Linked DNA regions of Homo sapiens: region 2 is linked to region 1. The links are chromatin contacts, found by Hi-C or POLR2A ChIA-PET in ENCODE. All regions are on one chromosome and are shown on one strand. Each heading gives the region's core, a stretch centred on a gene start or an enhancer-like site at or near the end of the contact. The rest is flanking DNA. Distances are from core to core; before and after follow the strand shown. Region 1 has its middle 21 kb from the start of SLC9A8. Region 2 overlaps PTPN1 (protein tyrosine phosphatase non-receptor type 1).

Region 1 (6,348 bases), core at 3,031-5,530:
TGGTGCAATCGTAGCTCACAGCAGCCTCGACCTCTTGGGCTGAAGCCATCCTCCCATCTCAGAGGCCTCTTGAGTAGCTGGGACTACAAGCATGTGCCACCACGCCCAGCTAATTTTTAATTTTTATTTTGTAGAGATAGGGTCTCACTACACTGACCAGTCTGGTTTTGAACTCCTGGGCTCAAGCAGTCTGCCTGCTTCAGCCTTCCAAAATGCTGAGATTACAGGCATGAGCCACCATGCCTGGTGAGTCTGGTACATTTTTACCAAGTGCGCTCACTGTGCCAGGCCCCGCCCCAAGTCCTGGCCTCCAGGCATACTTGCAGAAAAGATCAGAAACTCAGGGACAGCCAAGGCTAGAAAGAGGCATTTTTCTGAAGAGGATGCTTGATTGGCCAAAAAATGGATGGAAAGGTCCTCAAGGTCCCTTCTAAGCAGGCAATGCAACTTAAAGCACTTAGAGACATTTCACAGTCATAAACTGGCAGCAACTTGAAAACCAGAAAATTCCAAGGCCTACAGGAGTGATGAACAGCCCAGGCTCTGGAACCAGCCTCTCTGGGTTCATGCCATGCTCTACTATTCCTAGCTGAGTGACCTTGGGCTAGTTATTTGCCCTCTCTGTGTCTTCATTCTCCATCTATCTAGTGGAGATGATGATAGTACCTCACCTCAAAGTTTTTTGAGAGGTTAAATGAGTTATTTCATGTTAGATGTTTAGAAAGATGCCTGGCACATAGTAAGTGTCATGTGGGGTAGTGGTATTATTTTCATCGGTAAGGAAGTGCAGAAACAAGAACTCTTCATGTACTGCTGCTTGGCAGTTGAAACGTATGAACTCTGAGACCAGTGATCCCACTTCCTGGTATTCACCCTAGAGAAGCTTCAACATATGCAAAGTTGGGTGTGGCAGCTTTGCCTACAATGGGTCCAAAGTGCAGTGGACTAAATAGGCATCCATGGGATAGTGGGCAAGGAGACCATGACATGTTCCTGTAAAGGAATACTAGTGAGCAATTAAAATCAATGAATGGTGTGGCTCGCGCCTGTAATCCCAACACTTTGGGAGGCCAAGGCAGGTGGATCACCTGAGAGGTCAGGAGTTTGAGACTAGCCTGGCCAACGTGGCAAAACCCCGTCTCTATTAAAAATACAAAATTAGCCAGGTGTGGTGCCATGTGCCTGTAGTCCCAGCTACTCAGAAGGCTGAGGCAGAATCGCTTGAACCCAGGAGGCAGAGGTTGCAGTGAGCCACTGCACTCCAGCCTGGGTGACAGAGCGAGACTCTGTCTCAAAAAAAAAAAAAAAAAAAAAAAAACAATGAATGAATGGCTGGGCACGGTGTCTCACGCCTGTCATCCCAACATTTTGGGAAGCCAAGGTGGGAGGATCACTTAAGCCCAGGATTTCAAGACCAGACTGGCCAACATAGTGACACCCCATCTCTAAAAAAGAAAATAAAATGAATGAACTAGATCTAAACAGATCTTAAACATACAGTAATGTTGAGTGAGAAAAGGGACTTGCAGAAGTTAACATTTAGTATGATACCGTTTGTGTAAATATTAAATCCACAAAACAATGTCATATATGTAGTAATAACAGGGTGATAATGAAATATTTAAGAACCGGCATGACCTAGGCACTGACCAGTCAGAACAGAGGCTGGCCACATGGGTCCCAATGGGTGGTCCACACTTCCATCACTCCTAGGATGAAGATGTGGCTTCTCCACGCCCACCAGCACTTCTACCTTCGCCACACCTGTCCTGTTCATTCTATGCCTTATTAGCATTAGCTGTGTGACCTCAGACAAACTGATTCATCTCTCTGGGCTTCAGCTTTTTCATCTATAAAATGGGAATAATAGTAGCAAAAGCTAATACATACACAGCATTTCCCATGTGCCAAGCACTCATTGTAACCCTCATACTAACTCTTTGTGGTAGGTTCTATGATTACTCCCATTGTGCATATGAGGAAACTGAGGCACAGAATGGCTGAGTAATTTGCTCGTGGTCTGGAGAACCTTAATTACAGGGTTGTTGCAAATACATACTAAATGATACATGTTAGCAGCTTAGAAAAAAGTCTGGCACTGAATAAGTGGTCAATAAATATCAGCAGGCAGGGCACGGTGGCTCACACCTGTAATCCCAGCACTTTGGGAGGCCACGGTGGGGGGATTACCTGAGGTCAGGAGTTCAAGGCCAGATTGGCCAACATGGCGAAACCCCATCTCTACTAAAAATACAAAAAATTAGCTGGGCGTGGTGGCAGGCTCCTGTAATCCTAGCTACTTGGGAGGCTGAGGCAGGAGAATCGCTTGAACTGGGAGGCAGAGGTTGTAGTGAGCCAAGATCACACCATTGCACTCCAGCCTGGGTAGCAAGAGTGAAACTCCATCTCAAAATAATAAATAAATAAATATTAGCAGTTGCTATTATGTCACTGCCTTACTCATAAGCATTCAGTGGTCACCACTGGCCTTAGGAGACAGTTTGAATTCCACATCATGGACCACAAGGTCATGGTCTATTCCCTTACCGCCCCTCTTCCTTCCCTCTGTTCCCCTTGTTCTCTGTTCTCCAGTCAGAGAGAAGTGGGCTTCTCTCACTTCCTCCTGCACCCCTCACCTTCCCTGCCACTGGACCTTTGCATATGAGATTTTCCCTTGCCTGAAGTGCTATTCCCTCTTGCCCTTCTTTTGCCTGGTTAGCCTCTAAACACCTTCACACATCATGTACAACGGCACCTGTTTCAGGAGGTCCTGTTAGAATAGGTTGAGTTTTCTTGGTCTATGTGTGTGTAACTGTCTATAATTTCCCTTTTGGAATGCTCTCCCTCCTGGAATTGCTTGGTGTTGATATCCTCCTGTCAATGGTGAGCTCCTGGAAAGCAGGGGACTCTTCTGATTTTATCATTAAAATTTTTTTATTTTAATTTTTCTTTTTTAGAGCAGGGTCTTGCTCTGTCGCTCAGGCGGGAGTACAGTGGTGCGATCGTAGCTCACTGTAGCCTCGAACTCCTGGGCTTAAGCATTCCTCCCTCCTCAGCCTGGGACTACAGGCACACACCACCACTTAATTTTTTTTTTTTTGGTAGAGATGGAGTGGTCTCCCACTGTTACCTAGGCTGGTCTCAAACTCCTGGCCTCAAGGGAGCCTCCCACATTGGTCTCCCAAAGTGCTAAGATTACAGGCATGAGCCACTGTGCCCAGCCCTGACTTTATCATTGTTGTGAGCCTACGGCAGATACTACAGATTGGCTCACTCACCTATCCCATTCCCCTGTAGTGTGACCTCCTGTACTGTAAAGGCCAGACAGAGAAAAACTACATTCTGAGATTTCTTTGCAGCAAGAGTGCCTTATGTGATCTGGGTTCCCCTAGTAAGCCTTGGAGACAGAAGCAAGCAGAAGGATGCCAAGTGGTGGAGTCTTCTGGCAAGCACAGTGGGAGCGGTATCTGGTCCTTCTGGGGAAGCATGGGGCAATTCTAGCAGCCTGTCTCTAGCTACCTAGGTCCTGAGTTTGGGGAGAGGGGGGCAGCAGCAGCAGTGATATTTTGATTAGAACAGTTCAACAGTGAAGGTGAGTGTTGCTCCTGGCATCGATGCTCCTGGCTGCACCGTTTGTGGCTATTTAACATCTAGAGTACTTCCTACCTTTCATAAATCCCTTTGTGGGCCAGGCACGGTGGCTTATGCCTGTAATTCCAGCACTTTGGAAGGCCGAGGCAGGTGGATCACTTGAGGCCAGGAGTTTGAGACCAGCCTGGCTAACATGGTGAAACCCCATCTCTACTAAAAATACAAAAAATTAGCCAGGCGTGGTGGTGCATACCTGTAATCCCAGCTACTTGGGAGGCTGAGGCAGGAGAATCACTTGAGCCCTGGAGACGGAGGTTGCAGTGAGCCGAGATTGTGCCACTGCAGTCCAGCCTGGGCAACAAGACTCCATCTTAGAAAAAAAAAAAAAAAATTCCTTTTCTGCTTAAGCTGGCTCTAGTTGACTCTGCAATTTAGAATTCCTTGCCCAAGCACTCCATAAATATTTCTTGAATGAATGAATGAATGAATGATGACCTCTCAGGAATCTCTCTCTTTCCCACTGATTATATCCCCAAGATGGAACATCTCAGTCTGAGTCTACATCACAGGCCCCAGATGGGTAGGGTTCTTTCAAAGGTCAGGGACAGGAAAATGACGTTGAATGTCCTTATCACTGGCCGGACAAGAACACTGAGGCCTTGCAGATGAAAGAATCCGAGGAAGGAACTGGGGTTATCTCCTAAGGCAGGTGGGGGGCGCTGGCTAGGAGCCTTGGAATGAAAAGGGTTGGGAAAGGTTAGTGTGTGAGAATGAGGTGGAGAGGAGGCAGCCAGGGTGGATCACTCAGCTGTCCCAGGGCCTCTCAGGGGGCTTTCTCTTACTGGGTCCCTTTCTGCTATGCACACTGATAAGTCAACTCAGTGCATATACTTCCTTTGAGCTGAAAAGCAGGCTGGAAAAATACAGTTATGAGGCAAATATTTTAAAAGAATTCTTGAACCATGCGTCTGCCAGAGCAGCTTTAGCTGTGCGTGACAGAAAACCAATCTTACGAAACGTTTAGGTTGGTTTCCTGCAGAAGCAGATCTGAGACAAGGATTTGTGTGCAGATATTAAATCGTTTACTTGAGAAATGATCCCAGGAAGCTCTGGTCGGGGAGGGAAGTAGGACAGGGAAGGGAAAGAAACCAATAGAAGGTAAGTTACTGAGCAGGTTATCACTCTGGGCAGCTGGGGCTCAACCCTGCTGGGGAACTGTGGGACACAGAGTGCAATACACCTCAGAATTATCCAGGTGAAGGGCAAGGGAGTGGGGACATTTATCCACCAGCCCCTGTCACTCATTGGTTAAGGGCTGCTTGTAGGGGAGGGTGAAGCCCCCAGCATTCTCAGACTGTGTATGCAGAGCGTATATGAGAGCAAAGCCCTCAGGCTGCAAAGATAGGCGTGGAAATTTGAAGCCATCCACTCACTGTGGGTCAAAAGGATGAATGCCAAGGGGATATGGACACAGAAGCCACGTCATCTGCTACAGTGACTTAAGTCCAAAGAGGAACCATATTGAGGATGGGCGCGGTGGCTCATGCCTGTAATCCCAGCACTTTGGGAGACCAAGACAGGTGGATCACTTGAGGTCAGGAGTTCAAGACCAGCCCGGCCAACATGACAAAATCCTGTTTCTACTAAAAATTCAAAAAAGTTAGCTGGGCGTGGTGATACGTGCCCATAGTCCCAGCTACTCAGGAGGCTGAAGCAGGAGAATTGCTTGAACCCGGGAGGTGGAGGTTGCAGTGAGCTGAGATGGTGCCACTGCACTCTAGCCTGGGTGACAGCGAGACTCCATTTCAAAAACAAAAAACAAAAAAACAACAAAGAGGAACCATATTGACTCATGGAGAATAACATGTTCAGGAATATGTGGCTGCCTTCAGGTACAGCTGGATTCAGGGGTTCATAAGTTATCAGGGCTCAGTCTTTCACTCTCACAATGGTGGCTACCTTTGAGCTTCAGACCCTCTTCATACCAGCCTAGCGCAGCAGAAGCAAAACAATCCCAGCAAAAACCTGAGGGATAACTCACTGGTCCACTTGGGGCAGGTGCCCATTTCTGAGCCAATCCCTATGGGCAGAGAAATGAGGGGTGCTGATTGGCCAGCATGGAGCATTGGCCTTCCTGGAACCAAGGATAAAGTTAGTGCTGCATGCCTTTCACATGGACAGGGAGTAAAGAAGGGGGCTCCCAGAGAAATTAGGATGCTGTTATGATAGGGGAATTCATAGTGAGTAGACAAAACCAAAAGGATAGATGTAATCTAAATCCCCACTCTGCAGACAAGGAACTACTACCTTAAAAATATACAATAAAATATTTTTTATTATCTATCCCTAGGTAAGGGAAGGGCCTTGTCCCAGCTCATTCAGTTAGCAGCACCCAGCTTCCTGTCTTCACCTGGTGTCTTTTCTTCTGGAGCAGGTGGTCTCCCAATAAACAGGGTTTGTTTACCCAACACAAACACATTAGTGTCCTTCCTGTCCTAGCTTCTTCTCCCAATCCACACTCAAGGTGACTCTACTACATATATTCCTGTTTTTTGTTTTTAAGAGACAGGGTTATGCTCTATTGCCCAGGCTGGAGTGCAGTGATGTGAAGAAGCTGGGACTACAGGCATATACCACCACACCCAGCTGATTTTTTTTTTTAAACTTTCTGTAGAGTTAGGGGTCTCACTATATTGCCCAGGCTGGTCTCAAACTCCTGGCTTCAATCAATCCTCCCGCCTTGGCCTCCCAAAGTGC
Region 2 (6,025 bases), core at 3,330-5,829, 750 kb before region 1:
TGTGGCTTTCCAAAGAACTCCCCATATGCATTAAGAAAGCAAGGTTCAGATTCAATGCATTAATCCCTTCAATTCATCCAAATATCGACTGAGCATCAACTATGTGGCAAGCACTAAGCATATGAAGATTAACAAGAAAGACAAAAGACCTGCCCTCACAGAGCCTGCGCTTCAGGGGGGAAGACAGTCAAACAGATGTCTGAGCTAGGCGATGTTACATGCAACCCTCATAAACGCTACCATCCCTGCTGCCAACAAGTGTCCCAAACACAAGGGATCTAATCACTTTTTTTAATTCTTCTTCTTTCTTTTCGAGACAGGACCTGTCTCGCTCTGTCACCTAGAGTGGAGTGCAGTGGCACAATAAGGGCTCACTGAAGCCTCGACTTCTAGGGCTCAGGTGATCCTCCCACCTCAGCCAACTGGGTAGCTGAGACTACAGGCACCACGCACTACGTTCCACCATGCCTGGCTCATTGTTTCTATTTTTTTGTAGAGACGGGGGGAGGGGGGGTCTCGCTATGCTGCCTGGGCTGGTCTTGAACTCCTGGGCTCAAGCGATCTGCCTGCCTTGGCCTCCCAAAGTGCTGGGATTACAGGTGTGAGCCACCGAGCTCAGCCAGACCACTCTTATTAAGGCAGAATGAATCGTTCAAAGGCCACAACCTCTAGCTGCACCTCCATCTTTCTTTTTGCTTCTTCCTGGGTATTAAGAGTTCTGGCACTGAAATGTGCCTAAGAACAATGGTACCAGGCTGTACACGTAAAACCACGTGCATCATACATTATGAGCAGTTTAAGGATAACTTGGTCTACATACAGATTTCTCATCTTTTTCAGACTAATCCATGAGGGAGATGCAACTCCACTAACATAGCGCTAATTTAGGATATTGCTGAATAAACAGCAAAGATTTAAAATCATCAGTTCAGTGAGTGCTTACTATTTACTATGCCAAGATGGGTTATGCCTTGTCATGACGTTACAAGAAACACAACCCATTTTAGCCTACAGCCTGTGGTTTCCTATTGTCTTCCCCACTACGAAGGCATGCAATGTTCAGGGTGACTCGAAATTCCTACTCAAGAAAAAGTATCTGGGCCAGGTGCAGTGGCTGATGCCTGTAATCCCAACACTTTGGGGGGCTGACGTAGAAGGATCACTTGAGCTCAGGAGTTTGGAACCAGCCTAGACAACATAGGCAATATAAATAAAATAAATAAAATAAAAATAAAAAGACATTGTACCTCTTGATGGGAATCACACTCAGCAACTTGCAGAGAGGTGGGAGAAACCTGTGGCTACTTCTGCTAACAATCTAATGTTATTTTATTTATCATGATTATTATTACTTTTTGAGACAGAGTTTCACCCAGGCTGGAGTGCAGTGGTGCAATTTATGCTCACTGCAGCCTCTACCTCCTGGGCTCAAGCAATTCTCATGCCTCAGCCTTCCAAGTAGCTGGGATTACAGGTGTGTGCCACCACACCCAGCTAATTATTTCTAGTTTTAGTAGAGACGGGGTTTCACTGTGTTGGCCAGGCTAGTCTCGAACTCCTGACCTCAGGTGATCCGCCCACCTCAGCCTCCCAAAGTGTGAAAGAGATAAATACCCCAGCTCCTTGCTTCTCAGGTACGGCAATGTGAAGGCATGGCCCTTGCAGTCTCTCGGACGTCCCCAGTGGGTTTGAGCCCCGCTGGCCCAGTGGGAACCTGCTCCTTCATGTCCCTTCCCAGACATAGTGATTTGTTTCTTTCTGTCCTTTGCCTTCTAATCTTTTGGAATGTTAGTGTTTTTCTCATTCATATAAGCTCTTTACGTATTTTAAAACCATCAACTCTTTATCTTTATTGGAAATCACTTTTCCAACTTATCTGTTTGCACATTTAAAAAATCAGGCAGGGCGCAATGGCTTACACCTGTAATACCAGCACTTTGGGAGGCCAAGGGAGGAGGATTGCTTGGGCCCAGGAGTTCGAGACCAGCCTGGGCAACATGGTGAAACCTCATCTCTACAAAAATAAAAATAAAACAAGTAGCTGGGTGTGGTGGTACATGTCTGTGGTCCCAGCTACTCGGGACGCTGAGGTGGGAGGATCCCTTGAGGCCCAGAAGTCAAGGCTGCAGTTAGCCATGATTGGGCCACTGTACTTCAGCCTGGGCAACAGTAAGATCTTGTTTTAAAAAAAATTAATACTGAAACAATTTAGTCCAGGCGCGGTGGCTCATGCCTGTAATCCCAGCACTTTGGGAGGCCGAGGCAGGCGGATCACGAGGTCAGGAGTTTGAGATCAGCCTGGACAACATGGTGAAACCCTGTCTCTACTAAAAATACAAATATTAGCCAGGAGTGGTGGCCCATGCCTGTAATCCCAGCTACTCGGGAGGCTGAGGCAGGAGAATTGCTTGAACTCAGGAAGCGGAGGTTGTAGCGAGCCGAGATTGCACCATTGCACTCCAGCCTGGGTGACAGAGTGAGACTCTGTCTCAAAAAAAAAAAGTTTAAAAGTTTTTAATTTTTATGTATTCCAACCTATTGACCCTTTCCTCTGCAATTTCCTTTATTGCTTCTAAAAGTAGAAAGTCTTCTTCTTCGATATTGGAATACCACTTTTTTAAAAAAAGCATTTAACATTAAACCATCAGAGTCTATTTTCCTTCTACCATCTTCAACTATGCCCATTATATTGCCTTTACGTCTCATACTATGCTGAGAATAGGTGCTTCTTCTGGCTTGGTCAGCTTAACACAGTTCTACTATGCTTGGTGTCTTCTTTGTGTTTGTGTATTTCAGCAGCTCGAAAGGCTGCATCCTCCTCCCTCTCCCGAAATTCAAATAGTAACAAAATGCAGCTGCATCCGGTAGTTCTGATTTCAGAATGAACACATCACTATTTTTCAGAGATAGACAAACTATTATAATTAGATAGAGTTGGTTTTTAAGAAGATGATGCAGGTTACCTTCATTCTTTGCAACTATTTAGCAAATTAAAGGTCAAGAGGAACACAAGATATCAAAATATACGGAATTTTTAAAACCTACAATAGTATTTTTGTAGTTAAAATAAATACTGCTCCTTTGTCCTTCTGTAAGGAAAGAATGGGCAGGATGGCTCTGGTATAAACATTTCCCCCTTCCCCCATATTTATGTTGTGTATAAACTTGCAGTAAAATACAAGAAAATATTGAAAACATTAAATTGTTCCTGTTTATCATGTTCATAAGCAGATCTTTAAAACAAAGAAAGCATAGCTCTCCATGGCAGTTATCTGACTTCTAAACTCCAGGGGAAGCAAGTTGTATTTTATCAAATATATTTAATTAAGAAGCCATGTTCAGAGTACCTATTTCATATAATAGGCATAACAGAAAAATCTCAACAAATTAATATATCTTACCACTTCCTCAACATATTTAGTAAAATGGGATTTTAAAAAAGTATTCTTATCTCTTTCCTCTCTAGTCACAAGCCTTGGGCAACAGATGCAAGATCTTTTGGTCATCTGCCTTCTTAGAACGGAATACATAAAAAATAAATTGTCTATACAATGGAAGCAGGCAGTAAACCTTTGCTAATAACATATGATCAATTTTGAGAAGCTTTTGAAGGCTGAGGGATGCCAAATCCTTTCTTAAAAGGGCTTGCTCAATATCTCAAAGCCACAACTACAACTATATAGGAACCAAAATCCATATACCTATTGCTAGAAACAGATCCGGGGCCACTATTATTACATGAATAACTTAGGCCTTATAAACAACTATTGCAGAGATAATATCCTTTAAAGACATTACACAATTGGCTATACACTCTTCCTCCAAAGCTCATGAAATGACAACATCTAAGTTAGGTTAAGAGGAAAACAAAGCTTTCCCTAGGACCTGCAAAAATCAGGATGAACAAAGAACTTTAGGAACATTAAATCTAGTCAGATTTTCATGCAACAGCAGTACATAAACTCGGGGAAAAAAATCACTATTAGAATGTGTCTTTCCTACTGTGCTAAAAATCAATCTTCGCAAGATTACTCAAAGCAAACCATATAAAATTTCACTAAGATACATTCATCTTGTGCTCTTGTTTAAGAAGACAAGATAGCTAGAAGGCCAGAATTGTAAAACTCTTTTAAAGTAACTGGTTTTACCCAATCCCCTAGGTATATTAAGGCAATATGATGCCAAAGCCAAGTTTTAAGGATCACCTTCAGAGTGAAGACCACATTGTACTTGCAGCCAATTTTTGTCCTTGCATTTCAAGTTATGCCAAGTGTTGATGGGTCAGGTAGTAATGTCATGGTCCCTGTCCTCAATGAGTTCCCACTGTGGCCACAAATAGTGTTGAGTAGAAAGTACTGATCAGAGGGGAAGTCTATTCTACAGGAAGAAGGGAAAAACATCAAGGTTGGCTAGTAAAAACGAGAGTAGCAAATTTAGGAGTAATTGCAGAGCAGTCACATCTGGTGCAAAGGAAAGAGGAAGCTTCCAGGCACCACTGACCTGCTACCTCTCCTTGCCGACTTTGGTTGGCCTCAATGGGTGGTAATAAATCATACAGCTATGTCCAAGCTGCTTCCCCTAGTCTGTTCCGGCACTGTTGCTTCAAAGGAAACCTCAGCAATGAGGGCCAGGGTGGAGAAGGGACGGCCATTCTGAGGCTAGAGCAACCTCAGAAGCCTGCTGCTTGTGTCACTCTGCAGGTTCTTGCCATCACACAAAAGGTCAGAAAGGAGAGAGGAAGCTCACGCCATACTACGATGACCTGCGACCGGGTCTGGTTTGCCCAGGCTCTTAGAAAGGAACATGGGACACATGTACAACTGTTAAACATCTTGCCACTGTTCACCAAGCCTGGAGAGGCTTCCCAGAAGAGATGACAGAAGAGCTGTCCCGTACATCTCAAAGGAGCCGACACTCGTAGGTCTAGCTTGGTCATCAGCACAGCACAATTATGCAGACATTGGGCTCTCCATAAGGATTTACTGAATGAGTGTGCCAAACCGGTCAGAAAGAACCAAGGTGAAAGCAGTGGATTTGGATTGAGAAAATAGACATAGCATGATGATGACGATGGCAAACAAAATAAGAACCGCATAAGAAAGTACCAGTGACCAAGTCAACTTTGAGAACTTTCTCTGTTCTCTCCCTTGACCTCCTTAACAGAAGGCTCATGGGGCATTTTCTAGCAGTGAGTAATTTCCTGCTGATATCCAGGGAATGCTGGGTGTTGAGAGAAACATTTCTCGGAAGAATGTGCCTCTTCACCTCTACTTCTCCTGCAGGTCGCACTGTTTTCTGATGTGGTACATTCCTGAGACGGAATGTAGTACATTCTATCTGACACAGAATCTAGGCTCCCCACAGCCTCCTTGCAAACTAGGGACTGAGCAGGTGGATGGCTAGGATATCAAGAAGGTTTTCACATGGAGCCCTGAAACAAGCCAGATAGAGACCTAGTATAATCCACAGCATTCCCAGTGGCAGGAGGACCCAATCAAGACACAACAGAACTCTCTGTGCAAACACTATTCAGGCAGGGGTGGCAAGCACTGTCTTCCCAGCTCCCTGTGCCTCGAAGAGCTCACCATGATGATTAGCTCCCTAGAGGCTGGACTCTTGAGTACTTGGCAGGCTGATGGGCACCTCTGCTGAACCCTGGACGGTAGCAGCTTATTTCCTGGATATTTTGCCTTTCTACCTGAGTCCAAAGTATAGGTGGTACTTGCTCCTCCAATCCCTGAGTGACATGGTTTGTAGTTTTGCCCCCTCCAAATCTCACGTTGAAATGTGATCCCCAATGTTAAAAATGGACCTAGTAGGAGGTGTCTGGGTCACGGGGCCAGATCCTTCATGAACGGCTTGATGCCGTCCTCATGGTAATGAGTTATCACTCTATGAGTTCATGTAAGAGCTGGTTGTTTAAAAAAGCCTGGCACCACCCCCTTCTCTCTCATAATTTTTCTGTTAAGTTTAAATGTATGTTTTTAAAATTTTTAATAAGGCTGGGCACAGTGGCTCACGCCTG

Evidence for each region. A loop is a pair of places that touch in the nucleus more often than their neighbours do. ChIA-PET counts read pairs that join two places held with the same protein, here RNA polymerase II (POLR2A).
Region 2: a map with no recorded cell type shows a loop between it and region 1 (2.7-fold over the local background). The contact joins two enhancer-like sites. A Hi-C loop is called at or near these places in 1 of 37 single-sample maps with no recorded cell type. POLR2A ChIA-PET finds 5 or more read pairs at or near these places in 1 of 52 experiments (PC-3).

Annotation. Positions count from the first base shown.
Region 1 is chr20:49,788,408-49,794,755 of GRCh38, reverse strand. No RefSeq gene overlaps it. Among named protein-coding and RNA genes, the nearest start is that of SLC9A8, 21 kb to the left of the region's middle. Within about 2 kb of position 4,280, at least 9 of the 41 ENCODE cell types and tissues checked have a DNase peak (open chromatin) inside an H3K27ac peak, as active enhancers do.
Region 2 is chr20:50,540,330-50,546,354 of GRCh38, reverse strand. The region is part of intron 1 of PTPN1 (protein tyrosine phosphatase non-receptor type 1); the gene reads right to left. Among named protein-coding and RNA genes, the nearest start is that of PTPN1, 33 kb to the right of the region's middle. RefSeq lists enhancers at 4,304-4,353, 4,273-4,773, 4,774-5,274, 4,621-5,820. Within about 2 kb of position 4,579, at least 11 of the 41 ENCODE cell types and tissues checked have a DNase peak (open chromatin) inside an H3K27ac peak, as active enhancers do.